2 separate regions of the Homo sapiens genome follow, and region 1 is linked to region 2. Evidence: read pairs that join two places in POLR2A ChIA-PET (ENCODE). Cell type or tissue: Panc1. All regions are shown on one strand. Links, peaks and the distances in the headings refer to the core of each region. The heading gives the core; the rest is flanking DNA. Region 1 overlaps SEMA3C (semaphorin 3C). Region 2 overlaps MAGI2 (membrane associated guanylate kinase, WW and PDZ domain containing 2).

Region 1 (15,421 bases), core at 6,718-11,717, 1.6 Mb before region 2:
ACTTTTCAAATAATTCCCTTATTATTTAATTTATTATAGAATGCCTATGAAGTAAATTGGCATGGAGGCTAAAGCTCTTGGTTAAGGTTCTACAGCTTAATGGTGGCATTGACAAGACTAGAAGACAAAATGGTATAAGAAGAGAAAAATTAATTATGAGCAGTGCTTGTATAGAATCAGAGATACCCTGCAAATGTATGTTACAAAATCTGCAGAAATGCAAGGCTATTAATATGAGTATTAACAACTTGCTTCATGATATTTCTTCTCCAAGTATGTACAACACTGTAGCTTTAACATACCTTACATTTTTAATTAACTGCTGATTTTCAGCAGTAATTTGAGGATCATTATATATCAGGCTTTAAATCTGTTCAACACCATATTTTAAGTGCCTCTCAATTCTCTTTGCGAAGATTGAGGCAATACATAAATAAGAATAATTTATATTTTCATTTATCTCTAATTCATGCAAATTAATGAACATACTAGTCTTGTCTTTCCTTCCCCAAGTTACTGCTCTTGTAATCAAGAGCTCGTTTGATGTGCTATGTACATCAGGATTCCATATTCCCCTTAGTCAATCCCTAGAATATTCCACTCTGCTCATTTATGTATTGCCTTAGAGTGAAAAATCCATTAAAGTAATCTTATGTTCTGGTTTGAACTGATGCCACTGAAAATGCTAAATATTCTTGCCTTACTCAACTTTAACGCTTGCTAGCATTTAAGATTCTTGATAATAAAAGTATAAAACATTCTACCTAATTAATTTCTAAATTACTACCTTAGTACAACTATTTTCTGATAAAAATGATCAGGTACCAGACTTTGAATTTTGAATACAAGATTGCTCTTATATTTAACCTTATTTGTAATATAATGGCTAATGTAAAGTCTCTAGTCTATATGGAATAGATAAACTCAGGGAGTTACAGCAATGTAATTTTACAGAAGATTTCTGTTCCTCAGAGAAGGGAGACAGAATGTTGATCCAGCAGAAAGAAAACCTTAACTCTATGTAGAATTAATAGCTCTGAAGAAGCAACTTCTAAATTATTTTAGGAAAAACTTATTTCCTTATAGATTTTGACTTTCTACAGATAGAATTAATTATGGAGAGAGGATATATATCTGAGTAAAAATAAATGCAGAACTCTCTCACACACACACATACACACACTCACATCGTCTATGAGTAAAATTACATTATATTTGAATACCGTTTTAGTCTTTCCTAAGTGTATACTCTCTTGTATATTCATATAACAAAAACTGTTCAGTCAGAAAAAAGCTGTTGTATTCCTGGTATCATTTTAAATGCATTATTTATATGTTTTCTTATTTTAAATTTATGAATAACCACAGATTTGTAATTATATAATTGGATCATTAGTTTGGTGAACACTTTATTACTTAAAACATTATTGTAACACTTATATAGTGACAGCTTTTAGTGCAAGCAAGCTGAGGACCAGGACAAGAAACTCTGGTGACTTGTGAATTTGAGCCCTGTCTCCCTCCCATTTTTCTGACAGCTGGTGATAGTGAGAACAAAATGAGTTGTTGAATAGCAACCCGCAAAAAGGAAGTAATCCATCCCTAGCACAGATAACGGGGATGTAAAGGGAGTCAATGGGGCACATAATATGTAAAGCATCAATAAGATAAGTACCTAAATTTGCTCTCTACGCCTGCTTTTCTTTTTTTCCAGCCAGCGAAGTCTTGCAACCCAAGTTGCTAGTGTTACTATAGTTAGCGTCAGTTGCCAAAGAGCGAGCAGAATCTCAATTATAGCATATGAAATGTAGTCTTTAATTATGTGCTTCAGTTTTCCAAAATCCTCATTTCACAAAAGTTAAATTAGAAAAGACCTTTTCTCTTTTGTAAATAGACATAACTTTGTACAAACTGTGTGAAGTACACCAAGCTGGCACTTCATTCATCGCTGAAATTTGATAGTGAACACAACGGGTCTGAAGATTTTAAGACAGCAGTAACAAAATTAGAAACTGAGAGTAAGGGGAGTTGAACGTCCTAGTATTCTTGCTTGACCTTCCTTGTAATTGAGTCAAGTAGAAATAATATATGTGATCACAGTTTATTTTAAATGATACAGACTATTACATGTGAAAAGACAATTCCAATGCAACTATAATTCTTAAGACAGGGATCTCTTGTTTAATGGAATTAGTGAGTAGTAGCAAAGTGGTTATAAAATTGGCTTGTATAAATATTATACAAATGATATTTTTCTATTGAATTTCGTTACATAATTAGAGTCCATGTGTAAACAAACTATTCAACAGCCTGAATTGAACAACTTTTAATAAAGAAACTTAACAGGATGATAAGGCATGCAGAAGTTTAGATATGGTATGGTGGATACGTTGGAGCCTTTTAAATAACATGTCTGCCCTTGTAGATAGATGTACGCTAGTTATCATAACTCAAGCAGAAGAAAAACCTTATGACTTAAATTACCCCTTGATTTGAAAAGAATTATCGAATAATTTAATTTGTGTCAGTTGCCAGTCAGAGCCCTAAGTATTCTCTAAACAGTCTAGTTCTGTATTCACAACTAAACATTATTACATACTAATGATGCAGTTAATAGGAAGAGATTGGAGTCTCATTGCCATTATATAGGAATCTGACATTAAATAGAACCACCCTTATAGATTGTTTATAAAAACAATCTTTCTGGCATCAAAAGCCTCCAACTTTGTTGGTCCATCCAGCCAGATTGTCGCTCCATAAATTCAGGCTCAAGGGCTTTTTCCTTTCTCCTGAACAGTAATGCTCAAAACATTCCAAGAGACCAGAACATTAAGCAGGAATAAAACAATGAGTGTATTATCATCACCAAAAGAGCATTTTGAATTTTATTAGAAGAAACCAATTAAGATGTTATTTTCAAGCAGAGGGCTTGGCATGGCTTCAGAAAGTTACTTTCCGGAGTCGGGCAGGGGTTTAGCTGGCACAGAGAGCGGATCTTTAGCTTAGAGTTTTGACAGCTTTAATGCACATGCAACTGGAATTTTTTTTCTTTAAGCTGATTCTTTTAAAAGCCATGCTTCCTGCCACTGTTTCACATAATTGCATCAATTCCATTTTCCATTAGTAGTCAAAACCTGCTGATGTGACTGGAGTTTTAAAACTTTTGTGTAAAAATCTAATTATGTACATTTTTTCAGAGGAAACTGATAATGAATATGAACTATGCAGCTGTATTTTCTATTTTGATATCTAAAGTACAGTAAGCAAAGGGTTCTATATGCTAGTATTATAACCTTTGGTTATTCATTTAATTATATTGACAACAGTGGTATAATCAATTTTCTATGATAGAAGAAAAAGCATTCAGTAAGCTTTACTTTGTGGAAGAAAAAGCAGCCCCTACCGCTTGGCTACAGAATAATGAAATATTCTGGTTTTAGGTGAAAGGAAATGCTTGCCTCTCCCCTTATATCTATAGTATTCCTTTTATAATGTTTTTATTTTCAACAGCTTGTCTGCATAGAATATTTTATAATGATCTACACTGGTATATTTCTTCTGACATCTACCTTCTACTCTTCTGATAATGTATTCAACACTTTTAATACGCATAATTATATGTAGACATTTCAGATACTACACTAGAGACTTATAAAATATACTATCTAGCAATTGATCTCTTGTATTTGTTTTCCTTTCTTCCCTCTCTTTTTTTTCTCTTCTTTTTTACTGACATGAGAAAAAGATGATCAAGCTTAGTCTGGAATTATTCATGAAATGGTGAAAGCTTCAGAGCCCAGGTGCTGATGGAATGTGTAGCAGGAATGTAGTTAAAGGTGGCCGAGAGTTAAGATGTGTCATTTATTTGTGCTATGGAGATGAAATTCAGTGCCATGAGCACTTAGATGAAATTACCTCTGCAATAACCATCTTCGGTTTCCAAATTTTACAATATTTGATAGTAAAGCATAGTTGCAACCTTTTCTAATATTGCTTCTGGGTAAAAAGAATATTAGATTTTTAATAACTAAAGATAAATTTGCTGAGGTCCCTTAATAGCATAGACATTTTTCAAGATACATACGTATCTGTATGAAGTTCCAACAATAGAAATTTTGTTCATCTTCCAGTGGAAGCAGGAAAATCTAGTTAGAATTGATTGTTGGTGAATTATGGATCGATAAGAGAAAAAAAGCTTTTAGGCCCTTTTGTAAAGCTTGTTATGTCCATCTGTCTCTCCTTCTTTTGCTCTCTACTCACCCAGCTTCCTTACAAAGAGGTTTTATTATTCAGTTAAAAAAAAAACAAAACAAAATTACATTCAATTCCATGACTCTTTTCCAGAGCCTACCTTGTACAATGCTGTGTGCTACATCTGTGGGTACAAAAAGAAGTGTGGCGTGAATTTGGTCCTCAGCAACCACCTACTCTAGTAAGTGGCATAAGCCAACCATGTAAATATTACACCAGGCAAACCCTGCTGCATACCATAAAAGAAGCATAGACACCTCACAGAAGGTGACATTTTAAAAGCAAAAATTATCTTAAACTAGTTTAGAGCATCAGCTTTAAACCCATTGTAGGCATTAATCATTTTGCTAGCAGGGATTAGCTTTATCATAGTTACAAACTGAATGGAGAGGGGAATTAAGCTGGAATGCCCGGGATGAGCTTATTGCACTTACACTTATTGCAGGAGTCTCCCGGCCTCTGGGGCAAAATGCTTTTGCTGATTTTGTTTTCTTTACCTCCAAATTCCCAACAGTGCCTGTAACTGTGCAGAGTCATTATGACTGCCTGACTGATAACTGACAAACAGGCTGACTTCTAATCGTCAAATTAAATCCAACTGCCCTGAGCATTTAAAATCCTAAACTGTCTGTGGTGGTGGTAGGGGTCTTGGTGTCTCTCTCTCTCTCTCTCTCCACCCCTCCCCCTCTCTCCCCCTCTCTCCCCCTCTCTCCCCCTCTCTCCCCCTCTCTCCCCCTCTCTCTCCCTCTCTCTCCCTATCTCTCCCTCTCTCTCCCTCTCTCTCCCTGTCTCTCCCTACCTCCCTCTTCCCACCTCCTCAAAAAAAAAAAAAAATGGCCATAATTGAGGGTTGCAGCAAAGGCATGAAAGAGGCTATTTTAAATATCAGGAGTTCAAAACAACATTACCTCAAGAAATGTCTTTCTTGACAGATTTCATACCCAGAGTTCAAAAGCTTTTTTTTTTCTCTGTGCTTTCATTTTCATCAGCAGTTTGCCACCCTATTATAGGGCCACAAGGCTTGAAGTTAGAAAGTTAGCGCTAAGATTCTGAAAATTCAGGAAAAAGAAACTGTAATTCTGAATTTTTGGAATGACTGGTAAGGTTAAACCTGAGACCCTAGGGCAGTGATTCTCAACCTTGGCTGTACGTTACCTAGAAGCTTTAAAAAATGCTGATGCCAAGGCCACACCCCAGACCAATTCAGTCACTATCTCTAGGGATGACACTAGTGTTGTAAAACTGTCCAGGTGACTTTAACCTACTGCCATATTTAGAAACCACTTCCCCCAATCCCTAAAATGCAGTTTCTGTTACACAACATGAAAGTGTCAGGGAACTCCTTTTAATAATAAAAGAGAACACTATTCAATCTAGTGTTCTAGCAGTTTTCAGGCTGCAATCGTTACTAAAAATTAAAGTTTAGCCCCCTTACTCAACAGTTGAGATTCTCAAAGCCAGGTAAATCATCATCAGTGTAGTGGTAACGCAGTTTGAGTGGCTACAACCCATTAAGAGTGAACAAATACCCTTCACTTACTCTGTGTGGAATGTGAAGATCCATTTCAAAGCCATGATTTAGAAAATTGTGTTCTATTTTCTATATCCTTTGTATTTTGAAACATAATGACATATCTGTAAGAATCTCAACAACATGAAAAGGTATTTAGGCCAGGTGTGACGGCTCATGCCTGTAATCCCAGCACTTTGGAGAGCTGAGGTGGGTGGATCACTTGAGGCCAGGAGTTCGAGACCAACCTGGCCAACATGGTGAAATCTAGTCTCTACTAAAATTACAAAAATTAGCCAGGCATGGTGGTGCACGGCTGTAGTCCCAGCTACTGGAGAGGCTGAGGCATGAGAATCACTTGAACCTAGGAGGTGGAGGTTGCAGTGAGCCGAGATCTTGCTACTGCACTCTAGCCTGGACAACAGAGCACAACTCTGTCTCAAATAAAATAAAATTAAATAGGCCTTTAGGTTACATCATCAGGCCTAACATATAGGGGATTAAATACAGGTTTGTGCAATAGATGCCCTCTGTGTCTAATGGTGGGATAATAGACTTTCTAAAAGATGAAGAAGCTATAGTGGTGGTAGGGGTAGGGGAGTGGAAGTAGAAGATAGGGAAGGCTTCCTGTCACTCACAAAAATATGTCACTTGTGGAAGTGGGAACAGGTTCTGGCTCTTTACATTTGTTTCCTTGTATATCATTTTTTTTAGCCTTTTAAATGATGTGTGATACGTAGTAGATACTTAACACACTAATGTACTGCATAATGATGTTTCCATTGAGAAGGACCACATGTATTATGGTAGTCTCATAAGATTTATTTTTAATTTTTTTGAGACAGAGTCTTGCTCTGTCACCCAGGCTGGAGTGCAGTGGCGTGATCTCAGCTCACTGCAACCTTTGCCTCCTGGGTTCAAGTGATTCTCCTGTCTCAGCCTCCTGAGTAGCTGGAAATATAGGCATGTGCCACCATGCCTGGCTAGTGCTTGTATTTTTAGTAGAGACGGGGGTTTCACCATGTTGGCCAGGCTGGTCCTGAACTCCTGACCTCAGGTGATCTGCCTGCCTCAGCCTCCCAAAGTGCTGGGATTACAGGCGTGAGCCATTGTGCCTGGCCCCATAAGATTATTATACTACATTTTTACTGTACCTTTTCTATGTTTAGATATGTTTGGATACACAAATGCCATTGTGTTACAGTTACCTACAGAATTTTGTACAGTAACGTGCTGTACAGGTTTGTACTGAGGAGCAGTAGGCTATAGCATATAGCCTAGGTGTGTAGTAAGAGATCCACCTAGGTTGGTATAAGTTAAATATATGATGTTCGCACAATGACAAAATTGCCTAATGACTCAGAACATACCTTCATTGTTAAGGGATGCGTGACTGCAAATACTTGAAAGTGAAAGAATGAATGAATTTTATCTGCATTAGGAGGGATGGGCAGAGGTAGAGCAGAAAGAACCAAAATAGTGGATCAAACCCTGTCAGGGCTCTCAGTTCCAGGATCATAAGGTGCCAGTAATTCAGCGGGCTTATGCTCTTACCGTTCTTCTTAGCACATAATCTTGGCTTAGGTCTCTGCCCTTTGTACTATAATCCTGCTGTTTTCACGTAGGCAGAAAAGCCATGGGCTAATGGCTGGCAGTTCTGTTTTGGTATACTCAACAACACACAAGGAAAAGTGTAAATACCCATGGGCCTCTAGAAATAAACCTGGGATTTCATTGAGGAATAGTGGAAACTTCACTGGAGCCTGGAAATGGGAACAAGACTGCCCCTGCTATTATGAGTTACAAATCATATATTATTTTAGTGTGATGTTGTGATATCATGACGACATGTGTTTTGGTTTTAAATGAATCATTGATGTTAGTTAGTCTTAAATACATGGATAGTTGAAAAATTGGACCATGGAAATTTATAGTTGTTTATGTGATCAATTTAATATTTGTGCTTTTTCCGGAACATAATTTTTCTTTAGCTATATGAGAGATTAACTTTGTTTTAATATGCACAGTTAGATGCTTTCATTTGCTTATAAACATAGCTACATATTTACAATTGAAAAAATTTGTAGGGAAAAAACTGTGTAACTGATAGGAGGTAGAAATAAGAAGTCTTATGGACAGGTCAGTAATAAACAGAACACAAATTGAGTACTTAGGGACTATGAAAATTGTCAGTGTTGGCTAGAAAGGATATGTCATCTTTACTTGTTCTTATTAAAACAACATGAAGCCCAGGTGCAGTGACTCACACCTGTAATCCCAACCTTTTGAGAGGCCAAGGTGGGCAGATAGCTTGAGTCCAGGAGTCCAAGACCAGCCTAGGTAACATGGTAAAATCCTTTCTCTACAAAACATACAGAAACTAGTTGAGTGCGGTGGTGCACACCTGTAGTCCCAACTACTCAGGAAGCTGAGGTAGGAGGATCACTTGAGCCTGTGAGGCAAAGAGTGCAGTGAGCTGTGATAGCGCCACTGCACTCCAGCCTGGGTGACAGCGAGACAGTCTCAAAAGCAACAACAAAAAAACCCAAACAACATGAATTGAAAAACTTTACATGGCCTTTATCAACAGCTTATAACATTCTTTGTTTTAGTGCATCAATATAATGTCTTTCATTATAGAAAAAAAGGAAAAATAACTTTTTTGTGGGAGGTATAAATTTAATACCTTATAATGTACAATATACCTAATATGGGCAAAGTCAGAGACACACATGTTACTCATTGGATGCCCTTTAGGCAAGATAAGAAAATTAGACAACTATTTTATGAAATGAAACAGCAGATGATATTCTAGGACATTGTGTATTTTTAAAATTGTAGTCACAGAAAACAAAGATACTGATTCCAAGCTTCTACCTACAACTTTACTGATTGATCTTTAATGGAAAGATACATTTTCCCTTTGAAAGAAGTGATTAAATGTAGTGTGCTTCTACTACTTAGCACTTGGCGGTAAGTTTTGCAAAGTATATAGATACAGTGAAGTAACTGACAAGTAAGAAATGCTTAGGATATAGTTGCAGGTGTAAAATATCAATATCTGATTTAGGAAACTGTAAGACTACAACTCTCTGTGTGTCAAAATGTGAGTTTCACAGCTGTGGTGCTTCCCTGGATGGAACAAAGAAAAATTGTTTTGCCTAATGGAAATTACTTCTGGACAACACTAAAATAGCCACATCAGTAAATCGTTGAATCACATAGTCAAGGATAGTTTTTATTTTTCACAGGATATTTACTTAATTTTTTGTTTTAGAATATTGTTGATAAAACCAAAATTATTAATTCTAACTAACTTGACAACTGGAAAAATTATTTGACTTTGTTATAATCTTTATGTTCCCAATTCATTTCTGGAGTTCATCCACCAAAATTAGATGCAGTAATTCGTTGTACCACCCTGTACAACAGGCAAAACTGTGACTCATTTCCTCCATCCAGTTATGCCAGAACTGTTTAGTGCAATGTACAAAATGAGGTGTTATGGCACAATATTTCCCAATTTATTTTTAAGCCATTCAGGCAATATATCCAACATCTTCTGTTCTAAGGAGCACACCTTAAAACACAAATTACATATTTTCCATACTTCATTCTTTTCTCTTTGTTATCTCAGCAGTACACAGGAAGAAAAGGTGATGGAGTATTTATAGTGTTGTACAATAAACTAGTCATGAAAGTGATTCATTTGTTATATAGAGTTACTTTTTAGTCTGTGCACGATTTACAGGCCAGTAGTGAATGGGCCCTCCCAACCTTTATCTTTGCCTTGTTCAAACCAAAATGGAAACAATTGATTCCCTTCTGCACAACCTCTGCTAGCTGAGGCAAATGTAGAAAGCCTAGGTCAGGCTCAGGAGCTGACTGCATGAGTGTGAAATCTTGCTTTACCACTTACTAGCCATGTAACTCATGGCAGTTGCCTCAACTTCCTCAACTGTTTACTAGGCTATACAATTAGGATAATATTAGTTGCTACCTGATAATATCATTGTGAATATTAAATTAGGTAATATGTGTAAAACACTTATCAAGATGTGACACACAGTAAAAACATACTAAATGTAGTTGGGCATGGTGGCTCATGCCTGTAATCCCAGCACTTTGGGAGACCAAGGTGGATGGATCACGAGGTCAGGAGATTGAGACCATCCTAGCTAACATGTTGAAACCCCGTCTCTCCTAAAAATACAAAAAATTAGCCAGGCGTGGTGGCGGGCACCTGTAGTCCCAGCTACCCGGGAGGCTGAGGCGGGAGAATGGCGTGAACCCGGGAGGTGGAGCTTGCAATGAGCTGAGATGGTGCCACTGCACTCCAGCCTGGGCAACAGAGCGAGACTCCGTCTCAAAGAAAAAAAAAAAACATACTAAATGTAAGATTATATAAAGTGAGGAAATTAAAAGATGACTAGGAATTAATGGGTATAATGTACACTATATGAGTGACAGTTATGTGAAAATCCCAGACTTCACCACTTTGCAGTCTGTCCATGTAACAAAACTGCACCTGTATCCCTTAAATTTACACAGATTTTAAAAGATAACTAGAATAGACTCCCTACCCTGAAGAAATGTATTGTCTGGGTATATTAAGAAATATTAATATAGAAGTAGAAAACTTGTCACTAGCCTAGAAAAGGATAGTCTTGGTTCATATAATATTTAAAAATGAATCAGCTGCTAACATTTAAGAATTAGACTTCAGTTGACAGTCTTTATTTCTCATTTTTTCTTGAAATGTCAGAGGATCTGGCAAGGACTGATGGGGGCTGAGAAGAGCCCTTCTTCTAGCCTGGTTTCTTTTACTAATTTATGTTACTTGCCTGACCTCAACAACATGGAGTTTTCTACTCTTGGTCTAGAGTAAAGCACAGTGACAGATAAAAAATTAATTTATATTTAAAGCAAAAGTTCTTATAAGAATGCTGTCTCCAGGGTGGTATTGATCAAGGCAGAGAAGAAAAAAAGTAGAACTGTTTATTTCAATGAAAATACAATTAGAAAAAAGTTAAAGTCATAAAACAAGGTGTATATCATATCTTTCTAACAATATGTCATATCATTTTAAAACTGAATAAAATAATGCATTTACTTTTGTCTTTGTCTACGAACATATTTGTTACGAAAAAATAAGTTGAGGCCGAGCACAGTGGCTCACACCTGTAATCCCAGCACTTTCGGAGGCCAAGATGGGCGGATTACCTGAGGTCAGGAGTTCGAGACCAGCCTGGCCAACATGGTAAAACCCTGTCTCTACTAAAAATACAAAAAGTAGCCGGGCGCAGTGGCACACGCCTGTAATCGCAGCTACTCAGGAGGCTGAGGCAGGAGAATTGCTTGAGCCCGGGCGGCGGAGGTTGCAGTGAGCCGAGATCATGCCACTGCACTTCAGCCTGGCCAACAGAGCGAGACTCTGTCTCAAACAAAAAAAATGTTGATAAAGTAGGGCACATAAGAATGTTTATTTAGTGAAGGGATTCAACAATAGCATTACTTCATTTTTATCCATTTGTGTACATAGGTGTGTATGTTGAGGTTTGTATGAAGCTACAAATCACCTATAAACCAATTTAGGCCATGTTGAAAGACTTTGGGATAGAATTCATCAAGCCACTACTATGACCAACAGTTCTCAATTTTTTTTTTTTTTTTTTGGTCAAACAAAAATTATGGACAGGCTGTGGCTACTAATAAGACAATGTGGGCTAATACTATTTTGCATAATTATTGTGAAAAAATTATTCTGTAATTTCAGTGAAAACCTATCCTACCTTTATGCAAGTATGTTTAAGGAAAGAGATTCCCTACCTGCGTGTCCTGATTCTCAATACAGAGTGATTATGGAAGCCTGATTCCCATGTCCTGTGAGCTGCAGGACTAGTGTGATTTGGTTCTGCCTATACTTTGCTAAATATTAACACAAAAAACATTGCTTGACACATGCATATTTTTATACATACAATAATTCTTATTAATACAATTACTCTGCTATATACTCATCTTTGTTTCTGTTATTATTATATATGGAATTCAGTGTTACTCATCTTCAATAAGAATTATTTCACATTTTAGTACTTAGATTTATATTTTTCTGTTGTTTGTTTGTTTGTTTTGAGACAAAATCTCGCTCTGTCACCCAGGCTGGAGTGCAGTGGCGCGATCTCGGCTCACTGCAACCTCTGTTTCCTGGGTTCAAGCGATTCTCCTGCCCCAGCCTCCCGAGTAGCTGGGACTACAGGCATGTGCCACCATGCCTGGCTAATTTTTGTATTTTTCGTCGGCACGCGGGGTTCAGCATGTTGGCCAGGCTGGTCTCAAACTCCTGACCTCAGGTGATCTGCCCACCTCAGCCTCCCAAAGTGCTAGGATTACAGGGGGTGAGCCACCATGCCTGGCTTATTTTTCTGTTTTTTAATCTACGATATATTTTAGAAAAAAGAATCTGGAATTGATCAATATAAACAGCCCCTAAATTATCTCGTTATCCTTTAGGACAATTGGCAAGAGTTTTAATAAGGCATGCCAGGCTCTAACTACAAAGAAAACAACCCTATATTTTTAAGTTTATAAACAATTTAGAAAAATAGCTTTATTATGTATTTATTCCAATGTATTTAGGATCCATTTTTCTATATTGTCTGACTGTAGTATCAATAAAGACACTTCACAACAAAGTAAACAATAAAATTTATGACTAAGCAAAGCTGAACAGTAGCTTTAATCTTTTAAATGGTAAATGAAGCCTTCTGAATTTCTATTTACTTGTTTGCTTATGCCAGTATCAAACCTTGCAGTCAATTAAACAGCCTCAAACTTTTTTTTAAGCATGTTTTCCTCATCTAGGTTATCTTTCTTCTCTTCAGTTTTTCTAATTCTTATTTCTACTATCCCTCTTCGTATCTGGGCACTATTTTCTATGTTTCCTATCATGAACATCTCCTCTCATTTTTACTTATCCTTTGCTTTTCTTCTCTGGTGTTCAAGAAGGGAGGTCAGAATTGGCCAGGGCATGTAGGCAAGTGTGGTCTGTTGACTAAAGCTTACTTAAAGCAGCTCTTTTACTACTGAATCTCTCCTGTAGTTCCCAGCCCCCAAAAGAAGGCACTACTTCCCTCTGGAGATCCACTTGTTATTCAAGGAACAAGGAAAGGATGTTGATATTTTAATGTTTTTATGGCCTTTTTCTTAGTGTTTTATGGTTTTATGTTTCTGTGTTTTTGATGGGAATTCCCAAATACAATGTTTCCACATGCTGCCTCATAACTCAGACAGCAAAAATGAATAGTTTTGTCTAGCTCTAGTTTATTTTAGATCTTTATTTTTCTAATAATTACTAAAAGGGAAATTAGAGGGAGAAGAATTGAGTAGAATTGCTAACATTCCAAAAATGTGTGCCAGTGGTTGAGTCAGGCCATGCAAGTTGCTGGCCCATCCCACAGCCCCATGCTCTCCGGCGCCTACCTGCCCCCACACCCCTGCCACACAAGTCTTGCTACCCTGCCACACACTGTCACCGGGTTTCCTTTCTTTTGAGATCGGAACACGAGACGGAGCATCAGGAGAGGGTGAAGAAATTGAGATACACAGGGAGAAAGCAGACATTGGAAGCTGGGTAAGGGCAGAAGACTTAAGGAAAGGAGAAGCCCCAAGGAAAGGAGAAGCCCCATTGAAGGGGCTTCTAGAAAAGTTGTCTCAGAAAGAAGAGAAGTTAGGATGTAGGCTAGCTGGTTCATAGCATGGCAAGGACCAGAATAGGGCCCAACAGACAATTCTGAGACAGCAAGTTGTGAAGAAACAACAACCAGGACTGATGGAGGGTCACAAGAGATCCTGTTAACTATTAGAGCTAAACAGCCTATTCCACCTGAGGTTCCAGTTAAGCATTAGGCTGATTTAGGAGGCTAAGACAACTTTTCTGTTTCCCTTTCTACGTTATCTCATATATTTAATTATCTCAAATAATTGTATATTGCATGTACCTTATCCTGCATATATCTAATGCATTCTCTTTAAAGGTAATCTGAGATATAACTTTTCTTGATAGCAGGTTTATGACTAAGGCTTAGCTAAATAACAGCATACAGTAATAGAGAAATGAGAAAGGACTCCTAGAGTTGGAGCAACTAGAGGGCAGACAACACAAGTTTTTACATAACTGTGATTTAACACAAATGGTTATATCAACTTTATTTTCCTGATTTTACTGAGGTTTGAAGCATTTTCAGTTTCTATACAATGGAATCAGTTATTGTAAATTAATGAATGAATTCCATGTTTACAGTTGTAGGGCTATTTTAAAAGACAATCATTGATTATTTTGGGGAAATCGAAAAAGCAATTTTAAAAATTCATATTGTAATATGAATTACAATATTAGATATTAATATCATGCTTAGACTACTATGGGGATATTACTAAGTACAATTGATAAGATAAACTAAACACAACTCTCATTCACATTACTGTATTATCTATATTTTCTTTTTATTTCACAATATTTCAGAAAATATTGTGAAACAAATTAAGGAGCAACTACAAATTTTATTCACAGGCCTAAATATCTGTCAGATGTTAAAGGATTATAGAAGAAAACTTTTAAAATGGATGAAATAAAGGTAATTAATTGCTATAGAATAAATTTTGCTTTAGACAGCCCTAAATTGAATCATCACCTTAATTTTTACAGATCCCAGAGATATTTTAAAAAGTAAGTAGCTGTTTGTATCTTTAACAAGATTTTTTAAGGCATTCTCCTCATTATAAAGCTCATAATTGTTTCCACCTAGATAATTAATAGATGACATGTATTCCTGAGACCCTTTTATGTTTAAATTTAATAATCTCTGCAACATTCTAATCATTCCGTGCACATGTGTAGTGTGATGTGTATATAAGGACTGAATTTGTTTTATTTTTCAAGGATTCGAATTTTTTGCAGATTTTTAACACCTTTATGAAAGTCATTTTGTTAAGTCTAGAGTCAAGAAATAATTTTTAAAAATTAAAAGATTGCTGCATCTGAACATTAGATGCAGTGAACATTGCCTTGCACTGTCAGTTTACATAGGAGAAACTAATGAGGCTGTAAAGAAATACTATCTGTTTTACTAGAATTTTTGACCAGTGAAACAAACAGCTGGAAAAACAGTGGTAGTCGGCTGGCTTCCATTTTCCATTGCTTTCTGCCCTTTACATTCAAATTTCCTCTTATTCATGACCACAGGCTCACCACACACATACTCCTTGGTTTGTTACTTTAAGCCACATGGAGATTAAGTGCCATTAGTAAAGACTAGTTTAGGAACAGTTTTAGGTGAAATAAATGGCACTTTCAAAGAGAAGGTGGATTTATGGAGTTTGTGTGTACATGCGCGTGCATGCTCACGTGTGTGTGGGGATAAATCAGTAAGGAAGAAATCAGGTGGTGATAGTTGGATGCCATTAGTGACTGGGACATGTTTTATTTTACAGTGTTATTTCTCACAGTTTAAAAGAAACATTAGAATCATCTAATCTGGCCCCTTATATTACAGCTGAGGGAGGCCCAAAGAGATGAAGAATCTTGGCTACTAGGCAGCGTAACTAGAACTTGGATATACTTATTACTTGTGCATCCATGGTGTTCCCCCATCATCACTC
Region 2 (15,421 bases), core at 6,878-11,877:
AGAGGTTGCGAATAGCAGCTCCCAAGCAAAAAAGTCTATTTAATGCATATTTATAATGCAAATACTTAATGGGATATGGGGAAATGATGATGACCCAGCTCTCTTACTGTAATTCATATACAGAGAGAGTGTACCCCATGAGCAGCAGTAGTGTGCTTGAACTGATGGTAAGTAGAATTAAAGATGGAAGGAAAACTTACTGGAAAAAGAGAAAAACTACAGCAAATTTGTTTAATTATTTTTTCAACGTCGTGTGAGAAATGGTCTTTGTTTCCTGTGCAAAAGCAAATATTATACTAAAGGAGTCTGAAAACTAATACGTAGTACAAGAGAATCCATAAATACTCTGTTGTATTTGTTTTCTTCACTCTGCAGTTTTTAACACATGCCTAATATATTAGGTCGGAGTAAAAATTTGATAAGTATAGTTATTCAGAATTTATTGTCACATTCCTTGGATGGTAGTATTGCTGATAGTAGTCAAACTTACAGAAAATATAGAATTCAAAAGGATGGCCATTATTTCACTTTGAGACAGATGTAATTCCACAAAAGGAATTTTATTCCATTTATCTATCAATCAACTTACATTGTGTTTTTTATGGCTTTCCTTTTCTTAATTTTTTCAATTTACTTAATGAGACAAATAAATTATAACCCACTTGGCCAGCACCTTTTTTTAAGAAAATAAATGTTTCCTCAACCTACTGATGATTAATATGAAGTGGTGTGTGTTGTGGTGTTGACATTTTATAAATGATGTTTTAACTATGTATCCAAATGAACTTTTGGCACCTGAATATATAGAGGTGATTTTATGTCAAAGGTCTGGAGGGCATTTGATTTTGCTTTCCTCAGTGTATAGATGATAGGTGAAGTTTAGCAATCCCAGAAAAGAGAGCAAAAAGAAGGTGGCTGTGGGCTACCTTTTCGGTGTAAGAGGGGAGGAGTCTAAGTAGAATCATGGAGATGGAGTGAATTCACAGAAATCCAGAGGGAAGAGTTTTGAGGCAGAGGGAGTGATCAATACTGGTCAAAGAGCAGCAAAGAGGTTAAGTACAGCAAAAGCTGGAGAATTAGGAAGCCAGGAGAAAATGTGTCATCTTAACTGAACTGACATGCTGCTGGCTGAAACCAGGCACATTCCAGTTAAGTAAACAAATGCAAAGGAGGATGAGTCATTGAGTTCACAGTACTCCCCAAGAAGCCTTCATGGCAAGCGAAGGAAATGAGGCAGTATTGGGTCTATTAAGGCCTATATACACCTGTGCTGTCCAGTATGAGAGCCAGTGGCCATATAGCTATTGAGCACTTCAAATGTAGCTTGCGTGAATTGGGCTGTGAGTGTAACATTTATACTGGATTTCAAAGACTCAGTATGAAAAAATAGAATGTAAAGAATCCATTGAAATTTTTATATCGATTACATGTTGAAATGATTACTTTGATATCCCTGATGAAATATAAGGTATTATTAATATTAACTTCACCTGTATGTTTTTATTTTGGAACACGTTACTAAGATTTTTACGAAATGCACCTTTGGCTTGCATTTGTGGCTCAGTGTATTCTATTGGACAGTCAGTGCATTATATACTCTGACTTCAGTTTGGCATCTCAATTTTTGACAATAACATATGAGGGGAAATCAGAAGCCTTTCTAAAAGCTACAGTTTGGCTGGGCGTGCAGGCTCATGCCTGTAATCCCAACACTTTGGGAGGCCGAGGCAGGCAGATCACCTGAGGTCAGGCGTTCAAGACCAGCCTGACCAATAAGGTGAAAACCCGTCTCTACTAAAAATACAAAAAATTAGCCGGGATTAGTGGCACATGCCTGTAATCCTAGCTACTCAGGAGGCTGAGACAGGAGAATAGCTTGAACCGGGGAGGCAGAAGTTGCAGTGAGCCGAGATCATGCCATTGCACTCCAGCCTGGGCAACAAGAGAGAAACTCTGCCTCAAAAAAAAAAAAAAAAAAAAGAAAAAGAAAAAAAAAAACCCTACATTTTTTTTTCTACATTAACTTAGAAATGTAATTTATTATAGTAGAAAGAACATGGGCTCCTGGATCCAGCTCTGCTACTAAATAGCTACCTGGCCCTGGGCAAGTTATTTAACTTCCGTGAGCCTTGATTTCCTCATCCATAAAATGAGAATCATAAGACTCACCACACAGGATAACTGTGAGGATTAAATGTGGATATAAAGGACTTTGCAGAGTGCCCACCACATAATTTGCACTTAATAAATGTTAGTTACCTTCTTTCCTTACTGTGTAACCCATAATTCTGTTAAAAGAGACGGAATTGGTCTGATACAACATTAGTCTCAAAATTAGAAGAGGATGGAGGGACAGGATAAGAAAATGAATCAAGGTTATTGACCTTCCGAATAAGAAAATCAAAATCTTCTCAAGACTGAAAAAATACTGACAAACTTAGCTTCTTTGTAAGAACAAAGCTAAAAAGTTTCTTCAAATACAGAAATGCATATGTATGTGCGTATGAATATATACATATGTATACATATACATGTGCACATATATGTGTGTGTATATATATAAAATAGCATATATTTTTCAGTGGGCGACATGAAACTGTGGATATGAAACTATTTTATAAACTAGGATGCACTATTTAAATATTAATACTGGTGTTGTTATTCCTATTCTATAAAATATCATTTATTTGAAAGTGACAGAGAAAAACAAAGAGTAACTTGGAGTGGGGGGGTGGTGGTGGTAGAAATTAAAGTTTGAAATGATGATGAAATAAGAGAAAGACATTGAAAAGATGGGAAGAATTTGCCAAAAGTCAAAGTAGGAGACATCCATCTAACTACCATACATTGCCCTCAAGTCTCTTCCTTCTCAGCCTTGACCTGGCCCCCCATCCTTTTTGAATTTTGAGGCTTACGTTATATTTACATTTAATCCTCACAATTACCCTGTGTGCTGAGTGTTATGATTCTCATTTTATGGTTGAGGAAATCAAGGCTCACAGGAGTTAAATAACTTGCCCAGGGCCATGTAACTATTTAGTAGCTTCTCAGCCTTGACCTGCCTCCTACACTGGAATGGTCCAACTTAGCTCCTTTCCCACTCCTCCTTCATTTTAGAAACTCTACTACATATCTTTTGCCCATAGCAAAAATCACAGTTCCCTGTCAAATTTCAACTTTGTCTCCTCATCTCAGGTCTCCACCCAGTCTTGACTCCATTCCTGCCTCCTCTTTTCATCTCTCTGCTTTTGCCCAGAGTTACTGGACTTTATGCTCTACCACCATTAACAATATCTCCTTTCCCTCCCCCAGCCTCAATACATTCCTGTGGGCATCCTGCTTATACTTGAATGCTGCTTCAAATTAAGAAATAGATACAGGATTTATGATACAGCTGTGGTACGTTGTCATATCATTTGAACTTGTAAACATGCATCCAAATTTTACCCACCAAATTATCTAACGTTGAATATCTACTGGTGGAAATTTGGTGGGTCAGATCATTACTTTAAAAAAAACGAATTAGGCTGGGCACAGTGGCTCACACCTATAATCCTAACACTTTGGAGGGCTGAGGCGGGTGGATCACCTGAGGTCAGGAGTTCAAGACCAACCTGGCCAATGTGGTGAAACCCCGTCTCTACTAAAAATACAAAAAAAAAAAAAAAAAAAAATTAACTGGGCATGGTTGCACATGCCTGTAATCCCAGCTACTCTGGAGGCTGAGGCAGGAGAATTGCTTGAACCCAAGAGGTGTAGGTTGCAGTGAGCCGAGATCATGCCACTGCACTCTAGCTTGGAAAACAGCGAGACTTCACCTTAAAAAAAAAAAAAAGAGTTAAATCTAGTTTATACTACTGTTATGAACAAAATCGCATTTTTAAAATGATATTCGTAGAGTTGCAAATGTGAAGAATTTTGTATCACTTAGTAAACTTTGCATTGCATGTGATAGAAAATCCAGCTCAAACCAGCCTAAACAATAAGTGATTTATTATGTCACATAAGAGAGCAGTCCAGGGATTGGCTAGGCTTTGTTTAAATTTCCAGTGATATAATTAGAGCCCAGTTTGTTCATGTACATTTCATTTCCTTATCTGAGTTTCATTTTAGGGCACTTCTCTCTACCTGGCTCCAAAATTCTACCAAGAGGTCCCATAGCTAAAACTTTTCTGATTTGAGTGCATAAGAGAACAGCAAAATTTTCTTTTTCTATGTCCCAATAAAAGTCACAGTTTATCTTATGTAGTTTGATTGGTCACATGTACATCTCTAAACCTCTCACTATACTCAGGAAAATGAGCCATGTTGGTTGACTTAGAACTATCTCATCAGAAGACCAAGGACTAGGAGTGTGAGAAAAATTGATCCTCAGGAGGAAGACTGCAATGCATTTAGCAGGAAAGAGTAATGTTTCTTAAGAAAAAAATGAAACAATGAAAATCCACTAAAATCTGTCTCAAGGATAATATTCCATGACTCTACAGGGCTTAATGCGTGTGACATATATAGACTTCTGATAAGCAGTTTGAATTATATGGGTCAGAGAAATTTCCAGGTCATAGGACTTCTCTTTAAAGTAAAATAAATAGGCCAGGCACGGTGGCTTATTCCCGTAATCTCAGCACTTTGGGAGGCCAAGGCAGGTGGATCACTTGAGGTCAGGAGTTTGAGACCAGCATGGCCAACATGGTGAAACCCCGTCTCTACAAAAATACTAAAATAAGGCCAAGAAGGGTGGCTCATGCCCATAATCCCAGCATTTTGGGAGGCCAAGGCGGGCAGATCACTTGAAGTCAGGAGTTTCAGACCAGCATGGCCAACATGATGAAACCCCGTCTCTACTAAAAATATAAAAATTAGCTGGGCATGGTGGTGGGCACCTGTAATCCCAACTACTCTGGAGGCTGAGGCAGGAGAATCACTTGAACCTAGGAGGCAGAGGTTGCAGTGAGCCAAGATTGCGTCACTGCATTCCAGCCTGGGCAACAAGAGCAAGACTCCATCTAAAAATAAAATAAATACAAAAATTAGCAGGATGTGGTGGTGTGTTCCTGTAGTCTCAGCTACTCAGGAGGCTGAGGCAGAAGAATCACTTGAACCCAGGAGGTGGAGATTGCAGTTAACTGAGATAGGGCCACTGCATTCCAGCCTGGATGACAGAGTGAGACTCCATCTTAAAAAAAAAAAAAAAAAAGTAAATTAAATAATGTAAATAATGTATCTAAATTGGCTAGCACAATGAGTAGAACAAAGTATGAACATTTATCTTATTAGTAGGTTGATTTGAAGAATTTCAAAAATAAAAGTAAGGCTAACAGTTCTCTTAACATGGGCTTTTATAAACGAACAAATAGAATTGGCTCTCCTTATTATCTTTATCCTGGTTTTTGTAATCTTTTGTATCTTGTTTGAGTTTAAGTTGGCCTAAATGATACCCTTTAAGGCAACAATGCCAAAATTGAATCGATTGTATCATGTATAGTTGGAGATTAATCATTCAATTTAATTCCGTTATTCTTTCTCTCAGAGAGAGAGAGAGGGAGAGGGGAGGAAGAAGGGCGGGAGGGAGAAGAGAGAGATTGAGACAGTAAGAAACAGGAAGAGTTCTATTTATCAAGCACTCTGTTAGATCCTGGACATATAGCTGTGAACAAGGAGAGAGCCTGCAGATATGGGCCCAGCCCTAATTTTATTAAAACCAATTTTGGAAATCTAATTATAACTGGAGTTGATGCTTCAGAAAATAAAGTTTGCCTGGTTTTTGTGTATTTTTTGCATTGCCACATCAAGCTTACAAAGGCTTACAAGAAATAATAATTTTAGTAGTAGTATTCCTGTGTCCTGATAAGCCCCAAATATATTCTGTGAGCCATATAGTTTTACCTAAAACAATCTTTAAAGTAGGGAGAGGGAAAAGGAGGAAGTCTATAATTGATTGAATTTTCTCTTACATGTTTAAAATGTATTATTTAGAAAATATTCCATGTAATAAAAAATGTTGACTTCACCAAAACTCTCCCCAGGTATTTAGAAATGTTCATTTACAAAGGACTAGATAGTGTTGCATACAAGCTAAAGGGAAGAAGGCGGTGGGTGGAGGGGGAGGAGGGTGCCTGTACGGTGCAACTGCATCTTTATTGTTACTGCACCATCAGCTGCCATTTCACCTTCTGATAAGAATTAGCTAAGATTTTTATCCAGATTCGAGGAGATCCCAATACTTAGGTTTTGACAGTGCTCTTCATGCCATTCATCCATCTTTCAAGAACTATTTTTTGTATGCACACTTTGTGCCAAGCACTTCTCTGGAGCACAGTAGTTAATAAGTGAGACAAAAATTTAGGTACTTTGTATTTTGAGAGAGAGAGAGAGGAATTATAGACAATAAACAAGAGGAATAAGTAAATTCTATGTTATTAGTTATGAATTCAAAGCCAAAAAATGAGAAACAGAAGCCAGACTGTGTTGGTGAGGCTACGTTGCGGTATTACATAGAATAGACAAGCAAGACTGATTGAAGGGGTGACATTTGAGTAAAGATGGAAAATCAGTAAGTGGGCAAGTAATAAAGGTTCCCAGGGGAAGCATTTCACATAGAACAGCACTAGCAAAGATCATGATTGGGGAGTTCTGGAATAGCATGGAGGCCAGTGTTGTTGGCGCCTACTGAGACGAAGAATTGGAGGGAAACAGATCAAAGAGTAATAGTGGGTGGGGAGATCATCTAGGACTTGACATGACCTGTCTTGTCTTAACTTGTGTCCTGACATGACATGACTAGAATTGTCTCAGCTTGGATTGATTGACATGCTTCGACTTGACTTATCATAGCTTGAATTGAATTTACTTGACAAAAATTTCCATTGAAGGGCATTATAAAGGTTTGGCTTTTACTCTGAGTGAGATGGGGATCTTAGGGTTTTGAACAGATGAGTGACATGACCTTAATGTGTATTAAATAGAATCACTCCAGTTGCCTCAGGAGAAAAATATGAGAGGTTTAGACTGGGATGTTAGCAATAGAGGCAGTAAGAGGTGATATTCTGGATATACAAATTTTAAAAATAGGGACAAAGGATTTGCTAACGAACCAGATATGAAATATGACAAAAAGAGAGAAGGCAAGAATGACTTCAAGATTTTTTGTCTAAGTAGCTTGCGGTATAGAGTTGCCTTTTACTGAGATGGGAAAGGCTCTGTAAGTGTACATTAGTAGAGAAGAGAGCAAGTGGTTACAATATTGTTTTTGATAATGTTAAATTTGAGGTGTTTATTGAACATTCAATAACTGTGGGAATATGAACCTGACATTAATGAGAAATGGTCTGGCTGGAGTACATTTGGGAATCATCTGCTTGTAGATGGTACGTAAAGTTATGAGAACTGATGAAACATCAAATAAAGCAGTGAAGGGAAATAGGGGCAGGTGGTGGGAGGAGAAGGAAAGGGATGGGAAGATAAGAAGCAAAGAAGCCTACGGAGGAATGCTATTCTGATGTCCTGGAAGTCAAGTGAGGGGGATATTGAATCTGGAGCAGGCTTGTTCAACCCATGGCCCACAGCCCGCATGCAGCCCAGGACGACTTTGAATGCAGCACAACACAAATTCATAAATTTTCTTAAAACGCTATGAGAATTTTTTGGTGATTTATGTTTAGCTCATCAGCTATTATTAGTGTTAGTGTATTTTATGTGTGACCCAAGACAATTCTTCTTCCAAGGTGGCCCAGGGAAGCCAAAAGATCGGACACACCTGATTTAGAGGCATGACCTAATTCAAATACCAGTATTAGACCATGTGAGATGGGAACTCAGAATTGATCATTGGTTTTAGCAACATAGGGGTAATTGGTGATCTTTTATGAGCAGTTTTGATGGAAAAGGGAAAATTCTGATTGGAGAGAGGCCAGGAAAATATGGAAGTAGGAAAATTGAAAATAGTGATCAGAAACAATTTGTTGGGGGTGGTTTTATTGTAAAGAGATAAATAAAACTAGGACAACTGAAGAGGAGAGTGAAATGGAGAGGGGTGTGTGTGTGTGTGTGTGCATGTGTGTGTGTTTTAAAGTGAGAGAAATATGGGAATACTTCTTAATGTGATAATGATCAGAGAACAAAGAGGTAAATGTAGTACTGCTGTAGAAAGGCAAGAATTTCTGGAATCTTCAGTAGATGAGAGAATGGGTTCTGCTGGTCAGTTGAAGTGATTGGTCTCAACTAGGGTCACAATTTGCTCATAGTGATAAATTTTACTTGATATGGGGTCACAGGTACAAATGAATAGATATATGTTCTGTGGAATGTTTGGGAATTCTTTTCTGGTTGCTTCCCTTATTCCAGTGAAATAGGAAACAAGATCACCGGCTTTATTGCTAATGACTTCCTTCCCATCTGTTCTCTGCTTCACTAACTCCCTCTTTAATACTTACCCAATAATTTAGTTTATTACCCTTCTTAGGCTGAAAGCTTGGTCCCCAAATTAAATACATCAGAAATTCCTGGAGTATTTGTTAAAATGCAGATCTCTGGATCCCAGGCATATCAAATTATTTCCAGGTAGGAGAGTTCAGTAATTTGAATGTTTAGCAAGCTTTCCTGGTGATTCTGATGCACACTAAATTTTGAACACCACTTCCCTTTCCCTCTTTTGGTTGCTTCAATAATAAATGCCTTATGTTCTTTCATCCCTCCATGGATTGCTGTATCTTTAGAATACTTTCATCTGTACATAGCAGATAATTTTGTACACAAAAATGCATTCGAATATTTAACACTGATGGAGATATTTCTCTCTCTCTCTCTTTTTTTTTTTTTTTTTTTTTTTTTTTTTTTTTGAGATGGACTCTCCTCTGTCTCCCAGGCTTGAGTGCAGTAGCACGATCTCGGCTTGTTGCAACCTCCACCTCTCGGGTTCAAGCAATTCTTCTGCCTCAGCCTCCAAGTAGCTGGGATTACAGGAGTGCACTACCACACTCAGCTAATTTTTTTTCCATTCTTTCTTTCTTTTCTTTTCTTTTTTTTTTTTTTTAGGAAAAACAAGGTTTCCCTATGTTGTCCAGGCTGGTCTTGAACTCCTGATCTCAGATGATCCACCTGCCTCGGCCTCACAAAGTGCTGGGATTACAGGTGTGAGCCACTGCGCCTGACCTGATGGAGATACTTTTCTAATCATAGTCTTCCCTGATTGCATTTGAGAGGGACTAAAGTAACATTATCTTCACAGTGATGAACACAAGTATACATAAGGGATTTTTTTCTAGATATTAGATAAACATCATAAACGATGAAAGATCTGATAAGTTGAATTTTATGTCATATTTTAATCATGCCATCACAGCAGTATGCAAGCTAAATACTTATAGACAGATTATATACCGTGTCTAGTGAAACTAATTTTTTACTAGATTGTTCAGCGTTCTTCTGAACACTGTTCTCCTTCAGTGTTCTCACTGAAGTTTTCCAATAAAAGAAGTGTATGTCTCATGCTAGTATGTATGCTGAGTCTTTAAGAAATATTCAATAGCAGAAAATTGAATGGAATAACTCTACATATTTTAACGTAAAAGCACAACTCTAAATCATATCTATATTATATATAGATATAATATATATAATATCACCTTAGGAAATTTAAGGAAAGTGTAGCCAAAACAGAAACAAAAACAAAATCTCTAAACTAGTTTCCTCGTCCAACACAAATCTTGAAAGATTTATCTATATGTATTGCCTTTTATTCTTCTTCCATCCTGCATGTTATAATCTCTGGGATAATCAGAGTTTATATCACACATATTGAGACTGTTAGGTAAAAGAGAAATGCATTAGAATTGAATTAAGCTAGACAGCATAAAAAGTCTACAAAATGAAAGTGATTATTGCAAGGAAATTGTACCGCAAATATTATATATATTTGGGGATATAAACTTCAGTAATTTTAAAGGTAGAAGAGAGAACAAAGAGGATAGGTGGGAATGAAATAATTTTAACTGAGGCTTTATTTTTCTTTGTCAGTGAAAAATTTTATTTTTTAATCAGGGTAAAGTTTAAAAAAATGTTCAACTTTGAATTAATTTTGAGGTTATTAGTATTCTAGGAAATTCTCATAAATATTCTAAAGCATTTTATTCTCATTGCTGTTTCTACTATTTTCTGATTTAATTTAACCCTTATTTTCTTAAGAAAAGAAATGATTATTACTTTACAGCTGGCTTGCCTAGCCTTTGAGAGTTATTCTTCACATACTTAGTAAATGCCCAATAGAAATGAGATCAGGTAGAAATAATTCAAATTGTCCTTATTTACTTAATAATTTCTTTAAGGCATGTTCTTCTTGGTATTATGATTCCAGAAATGTTTCCAAATTACTTTAAGCAATTAGAGGTTTAGTGTTCAGCTGTCTCAATAGATATGTCCTTGTTCTTTTATTTGTTTGTGGACATGAATACCTTTCTGCCAGTTGAAGAGGGAGTTGAAATTACAGCACCAGCAGGCAATTTCTTGGACAAATTAGTATTTGGGCCACTGATGTGGAGGAAGGGAAGAATGTTTATTGCACTATTGAACTCGCTCATGCTTCCATAGCCAAAGATTGCACCAGAGGGCACTGTCCTGGGAAAACTCCAAGAGAAGCTATACACCTTCTGTTTTGAGTGACCTGTCTCTGTACTGAGAACGCATGTTGGTGTTCAGAGAGAAAGAGCAGAATCTATTTCATAAGAGCAGTGGGAATATTGAGCTACGTGTGTTGGCAACGTCAATATTTCCATGACAATGTCTTCATGAAATATAACAGTTTGTCTATTATCTATTAAAATCATTTCAATATGATTTTATAATGCTAAACACTGTTTTTCATACACACAGCATTCAATAAATATAGTAATATAATTTTATTTCACATGCCATCCTGAAGTGTATCCATTTTCTTTTATCTGACTCATAAACAGTTTCCAATCCCAGCTCCCCAAAGATAATGGGCATAACTTGAAAATCTATTTAGCCATATTTTTCTGTAGGAATGTGGAACCAAACTCAGAGATTTCTATGGTGGTTAAAGAGGAAAGACTGAACTAGCCTTACAGCCATATTTCCTTTCATATTTCAGAATAAGGCAGTTTCTAATCTTCAATTTAAAATAAGAATATACAAAAGTTGTTTCAATAAAGTGTTTACCCAGGTATTGACTGTACTGATAGTTTGACACTTTAAAGAATCACAGTAGGAAGAGACTTTGGCTTTCAAATCTCCTGTAATGTAATGTTCCGCTCCAGGCCACATTCTTTTAACCAAAAAGCTATATCTAGGTTAAGAATCTAGGATTCCAGCATTTATCTTAAACCCTCATCCAAAGTTCCTGATTATATCATATCCTCGTTATTTCTTTTTGCTGACAAAAAAGGTGAAGAAATCCAATTACATCTACTTTTTTCTTAGATAAAAGTGACAATAGAGGGAAACCATTTTCCCATAGATGATGCAGGTAGGGATGGAGGAAAAGCAGACCTGCCAGACAGCAATTTTCTCACACCCTGACACATTTTACCTTCTAGGGAAAGCCTCTGGTGAAGCCTCTCACTTAATCCATATCGTAATTCTTTACCTAGACTCCTAAGTATCACTAACTCTGGAAATAACTTCCAGATCTGGTTAGCAATTAAGAAGTTCAATTATTCTGTGACTCTTCTTAGAGTATATCTTAAAACTGTGTCCATCTGGGCCCACTAGGTGTAGCTATGATTTTACACTGCTGTTTTGAGAACAATGGCTAATAAAGCATTCATTCAAAATCACCTGGAGTAAGGCACTGCGTGGTACCACACTTGTCACTAACTCCTCAGTAACTGTCCATTTTGTTCTAAGGCAGATTGTAAGTTCCCTACCACTCCTGCTGCTCAGTGTAAGTCATTATATTTTTGTGAGATACCCTCAGAAGGAGTTTTCAGGATAAATTCATCCTGGCAGCCTCAAAATTTAAGCATAGAGCAGTAAAAATACAAAAAAGAAAAAGAAAAAGAAATTAGCCGGGTGTGGTGGCGGTCGCCTGTAATCCCAGCTACTCAGGAGGCTGAGGCAGGGGAACTGCTTGAACCAGGGAGGTGGAGGTTACAGTAAGCCAAGATCACACCACTGCACTCCAGCCTGGTGACAGAGCTAGACTCCATCTCAAAAAAAAAAAATTCTTCAGAAATCAAAGGAAAGCATTCAAAGATTTACACGTAGATTCAATTCTGACAACAGCTTCAAATACTTCATAGAATCTCAGAGTAGGTATACACAGTAAATGCTTACAATGCCACTGAAGTGTCATGGTTTGTTGTTTACATTTAGACTGACTGTTGAAAGTTTGAAATCCAGACCACTTCATAAGATTTATGCAAAAACGAAAGAAAAAAATCTGCATCATGACAAGGTAAAGTTCAACAGAGACAAATTCAAGTTGACATATTGAAGGTCAAATGCTCATCTATGCAAATATTACAGAAAGAATTTGAAAGTAAAAATGTAGATCTGTGGTTTCATGTCAAATCAAAAAAGCAGCCAGGTACATTGGTTCATACTGGTAATCCCAATATTTTGGAAGGACGAGGTGGGAGAATCACTTAAGCCGAAGAGTTTGAGATGAGCCTGGACAACATAAGAAGACCCCTATCTCTACAAATATATATATATATACACATATATATAAAATATATATGCATATAAATAATATATATACATATAAATAAAATATATATAAATATAAATAAAATATACATATACATATAAATAAAATATATATACACATATATATATACATGTATATATATATGTGTATATATATTTTAAAACCAGTTGTGGTAGCACCTGCCTGTAGTCCCTGCTACTTCAGAGTCTGAAGTGAAAGGATCTCTTGAGCCCAGAAGGTCAAGACTGCAGTGAACCATGACTGTGCCACTGCACTCCAACCTGGGCAACAGAGGAAGACACCCCCACCCTGCCTCGTCTCCAAAAAGGAAAAAAAAAAAAAAGATACTACAGGAATATGTAGTTCAATTTCCAAAGCCTTTCCTATGCCTCACCAAAGGAGTTTTAGATCTTATTTATTTACTTGTTACTTACTTACACCCGGGTTGGAGTGCCATGATCATATCTCACTGCAGCTTCAAACTCCTGGGCTCATGGGATCCTTCTGTGTTAGCCTCCCAAGCAGCTGGGACTATAGGCATGTGCCACCATGCCTGGAGAATTTATTTGTATTTTATTCTTATTTTTTGTAGAGACAGGGTCTCACTGTTTTGTCTAGGCAGGTCTCAAATTCCTGGTCAAGCAATCCTCTGCCTTGTCCTTCCAAAGTGCTGGGAGTACAGGTGTAAGCCACCGTGACCAGCCTAGATCCCTTTTTAAATAATTATTTTAGAGTAAACACTAAGATATGGAAAATGCTTAAAAATCAAAATGAGATAAGGAAGAGTTACATGGTCAAATTAGTTCTAACATAATGTAGTAATTAACATCAAAGAGATAAGAATAGATAAACATTGTGAAAGAATGAGGTATTAATACGTCAATGTTCTCCCTTTGGGATCTTCATTAGTCAGATACCACTTCAAGTGTTATACCATTATTATTTACCTCATTTAATGTGGTTAGATACTCAACAGACTCCAGAGAAGAATCAATTTTTAAATCAAAGCTTCCAATGAAGAAAACAAACAAGATCTGTTGAAGTGACTGAGCTCATACTCTGAAAACTATATACATATATATGTATGCTCTATCAATATAAAAACTTAAATATAATTTTTTGAAAAATCTGCTCTACTAGGCTGCCACTAGTCCCCCAAATTCTTTAAGAACTGACAGCTCTTAACCAAAGGGCCAAGAAAATGATAATGTAAGATAATGTTGTCTCTATCATTTAACACTCCATCTCTGCATTTTTTCTGTTGACATTTCCTCATCTGTATTTTCCCATGCTGATTTCCATCATCGCTCCATAGTGATGGGAGAATTGTTTGTAAGTACTCTGTGGAGTTACAGATCACTTCCTGCTTAGAGTCTGATCATGCACTAGACTTCCGTTACCCAGCCACATAAGCACTGTGACCTTTCCTGGTTGACACCATTAAACATTCCCTAACCACATGGCTCAGGTGTACAGGAGTGTGACTATTTAATGCATTCCTTTTCCATATCATGTGGACTCTAGGATTTGGAAATTAAGGGCTCACATTGGCTTTGCCCCACTAAGAGATGGCCATAGCACTTGAGAAGCTGAGAGGGAATTAGACCTGGTGTTTCACCATAACATCTTCCTCATTTGACATTCAGTGCTCAGCAGCAGTGTCTGGGCAGTGTAAATCTAGGGATTTCTTTTTAGCCTTAGAAACCAGAACGGAAGAGCTGGGCTCAGACTAAATCATGGAAGTTTTCAGCTTATCTACACAATCACTCTCCAGGGTTTATCACACTAGAACTAAGTATAAAGAGTAAAATGCTATGTATATCGGAGCTTTTCCAAGAATATAGCCAAATTATCTTTTCTGGGAGTTTTAGGACAGCAGATTTCAACCTTCCGTCTCCCATCACCAGAGTATCTAAGGAAGAAAAAACTGTAATATAAGGAGCAATGTTCATAAACCCCATGATTATTCATATAATACAAATACTCTATCCCGCCTCTCCCAGCTTCCACTTTGTATATGATTTGGTGACTTGATTATTGAATACCTTGAATAATTTAACATAACTCCCCATAGGTAACGGCTTTAACCTCTAGAAATCTACACACACACACACACACACACACACACAGACACACACACACACACACACATCCCAGTTGAAAATTGGCACTTTAGAAACTCACCTGCCAGTTAATTATTGCTAAAGGTCTTATTACACTATAATTTTATCACAGTTATCCTTCAGTGATAACTGGTGGTGTCAATAAAAGGGCACGAATGGAGATTCTGTCCCTCTCTCAGCCTCCTCATCTGCCAAGAAGGCCAATCTTCCGGACCAATTTTGTTGACTATCATATATACAGGATATATGAGACACACAAAAATACATATATGTACATACATATGTGTGTGTATTTGTTCTCTAAGACTGAAGGAGATATGATCTAGCAACACATTAACCACGTGTTTCAAAGTTATTTTAGATGAAACGCAAGACAAGCTAACCTTAATGTCGTTCCTAATTATATTAATCTATAAACAATATAAGGTCTTGTCTCTGGGCTATCAATTCATGATGTGACATATTAACCAGTGATAGTTACTCAGAGTAAATATTTTACAGAAAGATTAAGTGATATGGTAAACATTGTCAGAGTTCATTAATGGATTTTCATTCATTAAATCATCTGATGACAAAATCAACAAACCAATTCAAACAAACCAACCTTAAATTCTGAGCATCACTGCTAATT

The links. ChIA-PET counts read pairs that join two places held together with the same protein. Peaks named below come from ENCODE experiments on the same cell type or tissue, not always from the same donor. Only the 100,000 strongest peaks of a DNase experiment are listed, where the experiment ranks them.
Region 1: POLR2A ChIA-PET joins it to region 2 with 6 read pairs; 1 of 35 experiments calls an interaction of 5 or more read pairs at or near these places.

Annotation. Positions count from the first base shown.
Region 1 is chr7:80,894,840-80,910,260 of GRCh38, reverse strand. The region is part of intron 2 of SEMA3C (semaphorin 3C); the gene reads left to right. Among named protein-coding and RNA genes, the nearest start is that of SEMA3C, 17 kb to the left of the region's middle. In Panc1, for the core only: no CTCF peak of the experiment used is centred there; a DNase peak (open chromatin) is centred at 9,290; H3K4me3 peaks cover 243 bases; H3K27ac peaks cover 4,224 bases.
Region 2 is chr7:79,303,579-79,318,999 of GRCh38, reverse strand. All of the region lies in intron 1 of MAGI2 (membrane associated guanylate kinase, WW and PDZ domain containing 2), which reads left to right. Among named protein-coding and RNA genes, the nearest start is that of MAGI2-AS3, 140 kb to the left of the region's middle. In Panc1, for the core only: CTCF peaks have their summits at 10,382, 10,592 (motif pointing right), 11,517 and 11,721 (motif pointing right); no DNase peak of the experiment used is centred there; H3K27ac peaks cover 4,906 bases.